Linked DNA regions of Homo sapiens: region 1 is linked to region 2. Evidence: chromatin loops called from intact Hi-C (ENCODE). Cell type or tissue: pancreas. All regions are shown on one strand. Links, peaks and the distances in the headings refer to the core of each region. The heading gives the core; the rest is flanking DNA.

Evidence for each region. A loop is a pair of places that touch in the nucleus more often than their neighbours do. Peaks named below come from ENCODE experiments on the same cell type or tissue, not always from the same donor. Only the 100,000 strongest peaks of a DNase experiment are listed, where the experiment ranks them.
Region 1: it touches region 2 in a loop (3-fold over the local background); 88 of 110 quality-filtered maps call a loop at or near these places.

Annotation. Positions count from the first base shown.
Region 1 is chr19:17,924,200-17,929,568 of GRCh38, reverse strand. No RefSeq gene overlaps it. Among named protein-coding and RNA genes, the nearest start is that of CCDC124, 6.1 kb to the left of the region's middle. RefSeq lists an enhancer at 335-434. In pancreas, for the core only: no CTCF peak of the experiment used is centred there; no DNase peak of the experiment used is centred there.
Region 2 is chr19:17,868,228-17,873,596 of GRCh38, reverse strand. SLC5A5 (solute carrier family 5 member 5) reads right to left here and starts at 1,652. Exons shown (of 15, transcript NM_000453.3): 1 at 921-1,652. The coding sequence starts at 1,277. RefSeq lists enhancers at 3,530-4,183, 4,184-4,837. In pancreas, for the core only: a CTCF peak has its summit at 3,142 (motif pointing left); DNase peaks (open chromatin) are centred at 656, 1,076, 1,612 and 3,256; H3K27me3 peaks cover 1,816 bases.

The DNA of each region.
Region 1 (5,369 bases), core at 148-5,147, 56 kb before region 2:
TAATCCCAGCTACTCAGGAGGCTGAGGCAGGAGGATCGCTTGAACCCGGGAGGCAGAGATTGCAGTGAGCTGAGACTGCACCACTGAACTCCAGCCTGGGTGACAGAGCAAGACTCTGTCTCAAAAAAAAAAAAAATAGTGTGCACATCTGAGACCCTTGTGTCTCTATCTGCTTAAGGTGATTCTGCCTGTGGCTGGAAGGTAAGTTAATGCTGACTGGAGCTTCAGTTATGATCTCATTAGGGCCCTTCTGTGTAGGGTTAATTTCGTTTACTATTCTAGGAATGAGTTTCTCCACGGCTTTTTGGTTTTCTGATCAGCCACTCTGTTCCTTGGTGAAATTGTTTTCTCTCTCGACACCTCCTCCTGTGGACTGTCTCTTGTACAGGGCTGTATGAGTTTCTGGTGGCTACAGTAGCAAATGACCACAAACTAGTGGTTTTGAAAACAACAGAAATTGGCTGAGCGTGGTGGCTCATGCCTGTAATCCCAGCACTTTGGAAGGCCAAGGCAGGTGGATCTCCTGAGATCAGGAGATCGAGACCAGCCTGACCAACATGGTGAAACCCCGTCTCTACTAAAAATACAAAAATTAGCCGGACATGGTGGTGTACGCCTGTAATCCCAGCTACTCAGGAGGCTGAGGCAGAAGAATCTCTTGAACCTGGGGGGCAGAGGTTGCAGTGAGCCGAGATAGTGCCACTGCACCGCAGCCTGGGAGACAGAGCAAGACTCTGTCTCAAAAAAAAAAAAGGAAACAATGCAAATCAATTCTCTCATAGTCCTGGAGGCTTCAAGTCTAAAATCAAGGTCTCACTTTGTTGCCCAGGTAAAAGTGGAGTGGTGCAATCTTGGCTCACTGCAGCCTCGACCTCCTGGGCTCAAGTGATCCTCCTGCCTCAGCCTCCCAAGTAGCTGGGACTACAGGCCTCACCACAAAGCCCAGCTAATTTTTGTATTTTTAGTAGAGACAGCGTTTCACCATGTTGGCCAGGATGGTCTTGATCTCTCAACCTTGTGATCCGCCCATCTCGGCCTCCCAAAGTGCTGGGATTACAGGTGTGAGCCACCGCACCCAGCCAATTTTTCTACTTTTTGTAGAGACAGGGTCTCACCATGTTGCCCAGGCTGATCTCGAATCCTGGGCTCAAGTGATCCTCCTGCCTCAGCCTCCCAAGTAGCTGGGACTACAGGCCTCACCACAGAGCCTAGCTAATTTTTGTATTTTTAGTAGAGACAGCGTTTCACCATGTTGGCCAGGATGGTCTTGATCTCTCAACCTTGTGATCCGCCCATCTCGGCCTCCCAAAGTGCTGGGATTACAGGTGTGAGCCACCGCACCCAGCCAATTTTTCTACTTTTTGTAGAGACAGGGTCTCGCCATGTTGCCCAGGCTGATCTCGAATCCTGGGCTCAAGTGATCCTCCTGCCTCGACCTCCCAAAGTGCTGGGATTGCACTGTGGGTCCATCGGGGGAAACGTCGATAAAGAGAGGACGGGCCTAGACTCAGTAAGTCACCCTTGAGTCAGTGTTGATGGCCAAAGTATTCCAAAGATCTCCTTGGACCACTGTCCTTTGGGCAACTTTTCACCATTTCAAAATCTTAGAAGGAAGCTGTGCGCAGTGTTGTGCTTCTGTAGTCCCAGCTACTCGGGAGGCTGAGGCAGGAGAATCGCTTGAGCCCGGGAGGCAGAGGTTGCAGTGAACCATGATCACAATACGGCACTCCAACCTAGGTGACAGAGCCAGATCCTGTCTCAAAAAAACAAAACCAAAACCAAACATGTCTCTCTCCAATGGTACCTCACACTGGGGACAATTTAGAATTTGAGTGGCCACTGTGAGACTTTTCCACTGGAGAGGAGACTTACAACGGAAAGACAAAATTCTCATGAGGCGATCATCTGTTGTGTTATTTATTTATTTATTTATTTATTTGAGACAGGGTCTCACTCTGTTGCTCAGGCTGGAGTGCAGTAGTGCAGTCATAGCTCACTGCAGCCTCGACCTCCCAGGCTCAAACGATCCTCCTGCCTCAGCCTCCCGAGTAGCTGGGACTACAGGTGTGTACCACCATACCTGGCTACTTGAAATGTTTTTTAAAAAATTGTGATAGGGTCTCCCTCTGTTGCCCAGGCTGGTCTCGAACTGCTGGGCTCAAGAGATCCTCCCACCTTGGCCTCCCAAAGTGCTGGGACTACAGGTGTGAGCCACCATGCCTGACTAATTTTTGTATTTTTAGTAGAGACGGGTTTTTGCCATGTTGGCCAGGCTAGTCTCGAACTTCTGACCTCAGGTGCTCCGCCCGCCTTGGCCTCCCAAAGTGCTGGGATTACAGGCGTGAGCCACCGCACCTGGCCAATTAATTATCTTTTGAAGATCCAATTTTTATGTTTGTCTAGAGCCCCCTTTATCTCCGTTCTTTTTCTTTCTTTTTTCTTCCTTCCTTTCCCTTTTTCTTTTCTTTTCTTTTCTTTCTTTTCTTTCTTTCTCTTTCCTTCCTGTCTTCCATCTTTCCTTCCTTTCCCTTTCTTTTCTTTCTGATCTCTCTCTCTCTCCTTCCTTCCTTTTCTTTCTCTCTTTCTCTTTCTTTCTTTCAATAGGAACATGGCAACATATTGAGACCTATAGGAAGAACTGTTCTTCTAACTTATTTTTTTTTTTGGCCTTCTCCATCCCTTTTCTCCTCACTTGGGAAACTTGAAAGATGACAGGCCAGCCACAGTGGCTCACGCCTGTAATCCTAGCACTTTGGGAGACCAAAGTGGGAAGATCACTTGAGGCCAGGAGTTTTGAGACCTGCCTGGACAAGATAGAGAGACCCCTGTCTCTACAAAAATAAAAAAAAAATCAGCTGGCGTGGTGGCAAGCTCGTCTTCCCAGCTACTCAAGAGGATTACTTGAGCCCAGGAGTTGGAGACTGCAGTGAGCCACCATTGCACTGCCTGCATGCACTCCAGCTTGAGCAACAGAGTGAGACCCTCGCTCAAAAAAAAAAAAAAAATCCTTACTGTGACCAAAAGATGTGTCTGGTGCTGAAATGGGTTATAGAGGCCCACAGCCTGGGTGATCACAGAGGGCTTCTCAGAGGAGGTGGCATTTAAGAGCACTCTGAAAATTGAGAAGGAAAGAGCTGAGTGAAGACAGGGAGGGAAAGGCATTCTGAGCAGCAGGAACAGCATATGCAAAGGCGAGAAGGTGAATGTAAAGTAAAGAAGAAAAAATTGGCCCCAGGCTCTGGTCAACTGGGAGTTGACCTGGTAGTCACAGTGAAGCCGAGGAGTTCTTTGGTTGAACATATACGATTTCACAGAATGACCACATCAAACAGGGCCACTCTGTCCAGGATGAAACCAGACAAAAATCAAAACCCTTCCGTAATTGAGTCTTACCACAGATGAAAATAAGAGCATTGTCCAAACCACAGACATGGCCAAACCTCCCCATCCCCTGGCCAAAGGAGTGACTGCAGTGAGATACAGTCACACCACTCCAGCCTAGGTGACAAAAGTGAGACCCTGTCTCCAATTTAAAAAAAAGAGAGAGAAAGAAAAGGAAAATCACTGTTATTCTATGTGTGGAAAAATCATTGTCATTCTATGTGCAGAAAAATCATTGTCATTCTATGTCCAGAATAGGAGTGTCCACTTTATGGCTGGGCATGGTGGCCCACGCCTATAATCCTGGCACTTTGGGAGGCCGAAGCAGGTATATCACCTGAGGTCAAGAGTTCGAGACCAGCCTGACCAATATAGTGAAACTCTGTCTCTACTAAAAATACAAAACTCAGCCAGGTGTGGTGGTGCATACCTGCAGTCCCAGCTACTCGGGAGTCTGAGGCAGGAGAACTGCTTGAACCTGGGAGGTGGAAGTTGCAGTGAGCTGAGATCACACCACTGCACTCCAGCCTGGGTGACAGAGTGAGACCCCATCTCAAAAAAAAAAAAGAGAAAAGGAGTATCCACTCCAGTTAACTATTCAAAAAGGACTAAAAGACACACACGTTTATAGCAGTATTGTTCACTATCGCCAAAAGGTGGAAACAATTCAGCTGTTCCCTTAAAGGATGCATGGATCAACAGACTGTGGTCAATCCACGAAATGGAATACTATGCAGCCATAAAAAGGAATGAAGCACTGATCCATCCCACAGCACGGATGAACCCTGAAAACACGAGGCTGAGTGAAAGAAGCCAGGCACAAAAGCCCATAGAGTGTCTGATTCCATTTATAAAAATGTCCAGGGTAGGCCGGGCATGGTGGCTCACGCCTGTAATCCCAGCACTTTGGGAGGCCGAGGCGGGTGGATCACCTGAGGTCAGGGGTTTGAGACCAGCCTGGTAACCTGGTGAAACCCCATCTATATTAAAAATACAAAAAACTTAGCTGGACGTGGTGGCGGGCACCTGTAATCCCAGCTACTCGGGAGGCTGAGGCAGGAGAATCTCTTGAACCCGGGAAGCAGAGGTTGCAGTGAGCCGGGATTGCGCCATTGCACTCCAGCCTGGGCGACAGAGCGAGACTCTGTCTCAAAAAAAAAAAAAAAATGTCCAGGGTCATGGCCAGGCATGGTGGCTCACACCTATAATCCCAGCACTTTGGGAGGCTGAGGCAGGCAAATCACCTGAGGTCAGGAGTTCGAGACCAGCCTGATCAACATGGTGAAACCCTGTCTCTACTAAAAATACAAAAGTTAGCTGGGTGTGGTGGTGGTGCCTGTAATCCCAGCTACTTGGGAGGCTGAGGGAGGAGAATCGCTTGAACCCAGGAGGCGGAGGTTTGCAGTGAGCTGAGATCGTGCCATTGCACTCCAGCCTGGGTGATAGAGTGAGACTCTGTCTCAAAGACGAAGAAGAAGAAATGTCTAGGGTCAAGCATGGCAGTTCACACTTGTAATTCCAGCACTTTGGAAGACCAAGGAGGGAGGATTGCTTTGAGCCTAGAAGTTTGAGACCAGCCTGGGCAACACAAGAAGACCCCATTTCTACAAAAAAGCCAGGCACAGTGGCTCATGCCTGTAATCCCAGCACTTTGAGAGGCTAAAGCCAGAGGATCACTTGATCTCTGGAGTTCAAGACCAGCCTGGGCAACATAGAGAGACCATGTCTCTATCTAAAAAAAGTTTTAAAAATTAGCCAGGGCTGGGCGCGGTGGCTCACGCCTGTAATCCCAGCACTTTGGGAAGCCAAGGCGGGCGGGTCAACAGGTCAGGAGATCGAGACCATCCTGGCTAACACGGTGAAACCCTGTCTCTACTAAAAATACAAAAAATTAGCCAGGCGTGGTGGCGGGCGCCTGTAGTCCCAGCTACTGGGGAGGCTAAGGCAGGAGAATGGCGTGAACCCGGGAGGCAGAGCTTGCAGTGAGC
Region 2 (5,369 bases), core at 311-5,310:
TTTAGTAAAGACGGGGTTTCACCATGTTAGCCAGGCTGGTCTTGAACTCCTGACCTCGTGATCCACCCACCTCGGCCTCCCAAAGTGCTGGGATTACAGGCGTGAGCCACTGCGCCCTGCCACAATATTTTTTTTTCCTTTGAGACAAGAGTCTCGCTCTGTCGCCCAGGCTGGAGTGCAGTGACGCGATATCGGCTCACTGCAACCTCCCGGGTTCAAGCAATTCTCCTGTCTTAGCCTCCCAAGTAGCTGGGATTACAGGTGCCCACCACCACATCCGGCTAATTTTTGTATTTTTAGTAGAGACGGGGTTTCGCCATGTTGGCCAGGCTGGTCTTGAACTCCTGACCTCAGGTGATCTGCATGCTTTGGCCTCCCAAAGTGCTGGGATTACAGGCGTGAGCCACCGCACCGGGCCCCGGTCACGATTTTAATCGCTTTACCCTCTCCCCTGGAGGGAGGTCCTGTAATTCGCCCATTGGACAGCTGGGAAACCCAAACAGAGAGGCACGCCCCTTGCCCAAGATACAAGAAAGCAGTGAAGCCAGGTTTCGAACCCCGGAGCCGTCAGCAGTCCCCTCTAGCGCGCACACGTGGGTCTGCACGCCCGGGCAGGTGGGGGGCAGGTGTGTGTCCACCCGTGAGGACACACCTGGTCGAGCCGGGCCCCGCCCCGCGCGCGCTTCCACCGAAGGAGCAGGACGCCAGGCTCTCTCTTCCTCCTTCCTGCCCCTCGCCGGGCGCCTGGGGCCTCTTCCTAGAACCCTCCCCACGTGTCTGCCTAGGGGCCCCTTCCGTTAAAGCACCGAGGTGCCATCCGCGTCCTCCTGTACAGCGGCCCAAAGCCCCAGCGCCTCCCCCACACGGGGTCCCAGCACTGCCAGTGGGGCAGGTCCTACCCCCGGGCCTCTGTCCGGTACCTCGTAGGTGCTGGTGAGGCCCAGGCGGTAGAAGACGGGCATGAAGAGCAGGGCGGTGAGGACCGAGTTCAGAAGCTGGCCCAGGCACATCCAGAGGAACTTGAGGCCATAGCGATAGGCCTCCGACGGCACGCCCAGCACCTGCACGGCCGACATGAAGCTGGCAGACAGCGACAGGCCCACGGGCAGGGCCGCCAGGCGCCGGCCCCCGGTGAAGAAGTCCTCAGCGCTGCGCTGCCCGCCCCGAGCCAGCCCGACCCACAGCCCGATGCCAGTGGACACCAGGAGCATGAGGGCAAAGACCCCGTAGTCCCAGGCTCCGAAGGTGGGCCGTTCCCCGGTCTCCACGGCCTCCATGAGGGCGGGTGCGGAGGCCCAGCGCGTCCTCGGACGCCCTGCGTGCTCAAGCGGGGGAAGCTGGCAGGGGCCGAGGAGGCAGGACGGGGAGGGCGGGTGGGAGGATGCTCGGCAGCCTGTCCCCGCTCCGTCTGGGGTGGGAAGCGGCGAGAGGGGCCGGGGCTCCCTGGGTTAGGAATCTATGGGCTGTCGATGTCCGTGTCGGCCTCCCTGTCCCCGCTGTCTGTCTCTGCGTCCGCCCCTGCTGTCTGTCTGTCCTGCCACCTCCCCTCTCACTCTGGGTTCCGCTGTCCCATGCAGCCGGCTGTCTGTCCCTCTCCCTGGGCGCTGTGCTCAGCGCTGACAGCTGGAGGTCGCCTTGGGGCTTACGGGAGCAGCTCGTGATTGTGGGTTGCAGATTTATTGGGCTCCCGGGTCACCGCGACTCCGCCTCCAGACCTAGGGGCGGGCAGGACCCGCACCCTTTCAGCCCTGGACTGGGACAGACAGGCCAGGACAGGCTATCTGGGTGGCTGCAGGGGGTGGTATCGGGGAGGGCTCCCAAATGCCCCTCCATCCCCATGCACCCACCCATCCCCATGCACTGTGATCCCCTGATCACAGCTGTCACTGTCTGCTGTTGACAGGTGGGGAAATTGAGGCTCAGAGAGGGCATGTCACTATCCAAGCCTGCACAGCCTGCTTCAGCACTCAAAGCCGTATTGTGCTTGAATACCTTGAGCTATGGGGAGCTCACTTTCATGCAGGACTGGGGTTCACTTTCAGGGTTTCAGGGGACCCATAAAGAAAACTTACCTGGCTTTACCACCCCCAAACTGGCATGTGGGCCTACCCCCTTTCTCTAGAGCCTTAGGGGGTGGGCATCACTGAACCCCGCTCTTGGGCTAAGCTGGGTGGGAGACATTCAGAGCTCAAGTTCTGAGTGGGTACATACTTGGGGAAGACTTTGCTCCTCCCTGGGCCTTAGTTTCCCCATCTGTAACAAGGATAAAATAGACCCTGCCTCAGAGGAATAAATGGGACGTGGTAACGAAAGCCTGGTACATGATAAGTGCCTCATTCATTTATTCCTTTATTCATTTGTCACTTCATTCATTCATTCATTGGTTCCTTTGCAGATATGCACTGAGAGTTGGCCCTGTGCCAGGCATAAATGGCTCACTGAGGTGGTGCGAGGGGCCTTTAAGGTTATGAACCCGAATAAGCGGAGACCATGACCACCAGGGAGGTAGAGTCTGGCTTGTCCCTATCATATAGATGAGGAAACCAAGGTTGGGTGTGGGAGAAAGTCTACTGGGGGGGTCACGCTTCCATGAGGACCAACGAGCTGTCATCTCAGGGCCCTTCTCTGGGGGACCCAGGAGGACTTTGACCTCTGGAGGTTCTGGTCTCTGGGTTCAAGTCTCAGCTCAGCCTCCAACTTTCTGGGCAATCACGCATCTCAAACTTGGTTCCCTTCTCCATAAGCTGGTGGAATCTGAAATCCTGGGGGTTGAAAGAAACAGCGTCAGAGGCCGGGCATGATGGCTTATGCCTGTAATCCCAGCACTTTGGGAGGCTGAAGTGGGAGGATCATTTGAGTCCCAGAATTCGAGACTACCCTGAGCAACATAGTGAGATCTTGTCTGTATGAAAAATACAAATATTAGCGAGGCGTGGTGGCACATGCCTGTAATCCCAGCTACTCAGGAGGCTGAAGTGGGAGGATCGCTTGAGCGTGGAAGTTCGAGGCTGCAATGAGCTGTGGTCGAGAACTGCACAGCACTCCAGCCTGGGCAGCACAGCAAGACCCCGTCTCCAAAAAAAAAAAAAAAAAAAAAAAAAGGGCTTTTGAGCGCTTCTCGCCAGCCTCTGCTGCTCCCTGGTGGCCTCCTCTGGCCTACCCTCTGCCCTGGCCGCTCCAGCTGGGTCCAGCGTTTCTCAACGCGTCCCCACGTAACCCCCGGACAGTCCTCTTGCTCCCTCTCTGCTGTGCAGGGTGGACCTGTCCCTCCCCCGGGGCTGTGACACTGCGGCGGCTACGCGGGCACCTGTTGCCGGCTGGAGCGTACCTCCTGCCCTCGCCAGGAGAGTGGGTTAGGCACCTAGTTCTTTCTCCTTCCACCCTGGTCAGGCATCCTCCTGGAAACCCCGTTGGAAAAGGGGAGATCCGGCCGGGTGCGGTGTCTCACTCCTGTAATCCCAGCACTTTGGGGGGCCGAGGCGGACGGGTCTCTTGAGATCCGTTCAAGACCAGTCTGGCCAACATGGTGAAACCCCGTCTCTACTAAAAATACAAGAATTAGCCGGGCGTGGTGGCGGCCGCCTGTAATCCCAGCTACTTGGGAGGCTGAGGCGGGAGAATCGCTTGAGCCCGGGAGGTGGAGGTTGCAGTGAGCCGAGATCGCGCCACTTCACTCCAGCCTGGGCGACAGAGAGAGATTCCGTCTCAAAAAATAAATAAATAAACAAATAAATAAATAAAAATCAAGGCTGGGCGCGGTGGCTCACGCCTGTAATCCTAGCACTTTGGGGGGCCGACGCGGGCGGATCACGAGGTCAGGAAATCGAGACCATCCAGGCCAACGTGGTGAAACCCCGTCTCTACTAAAAATACAAAAATTAGCCGGGCGTGATGGCACGCGCCTGTAGTCCCAGCTACTCGGGAGACTGAGGCAGGAGAATCGCTTGAACCCGGGAGGCGGAGGTTGCAGTGAGCCGAGATCGTGCCACTGCACTCCAGCCTGGCGACAGAGCGAGACTGTCTCAATCAATCAATCAATCAATCAATGGGAGATCCGAGCGGGATCCCCTACTTGCAAAGCCCTGCCGACCAATGTAAACATATGCAAATTGTGCAAATACATGTAAATGGACCCCTTCTCTCCAGGGAAGTTCTGGGAAGGCATAGCTTCTCTTCTTCCCACCGTGGGGTCCAGGCTGCGGCCAGAGGCCTGGGCTGAGGCCGGTTCATTGAGTGCATACTGTGTGCAGGGCCCTCCGGCAGGTGCTGGGGACACAGCATGATCCAGGTGGACCCACCCCAGGGTGGTGATGGCCCTGACCTCACCAGCAGATAAATACTGATTTCAGCTGGGCACTGTGGCTCACACTTATAATCCCAGCACTTTGGGAGGCTGAGGTGGGAGGATCGCCAGAGCCCGGGAGGTCAAGGCTGCAGTGAGCAGTGATCACACCAGTGAATTCCAGCCTGGATACAGGTTGAGCAGAGACAGACAATCACGGGGTATCTTCTGGGCCTCCGGAAGGGGTGTGGATTTTGTTCTGAGGGTGCTGGGGAACTGTAGGAGAGTTTGGAGCAGGTGAGGAGTCTGATGAGATTTCTAGATTCTGAAAAATGGGTCATATCCAAGTGGCGGGAGTGGGGTGGCTGCCGAGTGGGGGGAGGGGGGTGGATTTGGAAAGCACTTTGGAATTCCTAAGGAGGCCTGGAGTGAAGGCCCCTGCAGAGTGTGCAGGACCATCTCCTGCCCTAGCGGAGGGAATTGTGAGCCTGGAGAGGAAAAGCAGCAGAGTGGGGAGAATCAGGTCACACCTTCCTTGACTGTGATTCCAATGACAGAAGCGGGCAGCAGGACCCCAGGATGTGAGTTAGGAAGGGCCCAAGGCCGCGGCAGACAATGTGAGCAGAATGTGCAGGAATGGGAGAGTGGTGGCAGTGTCGGGGCGCTGTCCCCTGCCCCTTGGTTCCCTGGGAGATGCAGCAGGGGTTGGGGTGAGAAGTTGTGAGCTGCTGTGACTGCAGCACGACCTGCTGGGTGGCCCTGGACATCAATTCCCCTTCTGTGAGCTAGGAGTGACAGTGGGATTTGAACCCACGCCATGGGGAGCCAGAATCTGTCCTTGAACTTCAACTCTGCACTCAACAAGTGCAAAAAGGCCAGTTTCGGTGGCTCATGCCTGTAATCTCAGCACTTTGGGAGGCCAAGCCAGGAAGATGGCTGGAGGCTAGGAGTTGGAGACCAGCCTGAACAATATAGTGAGACCCCAACTCTACAATTTTGTTTGTTTGTTTGTTTGTTGTATTTTTAGTAGAGAAGGGGTTTCACCATGTTGGCCAGGCTGGTCTCGAACTCCTGACCTCACATGATC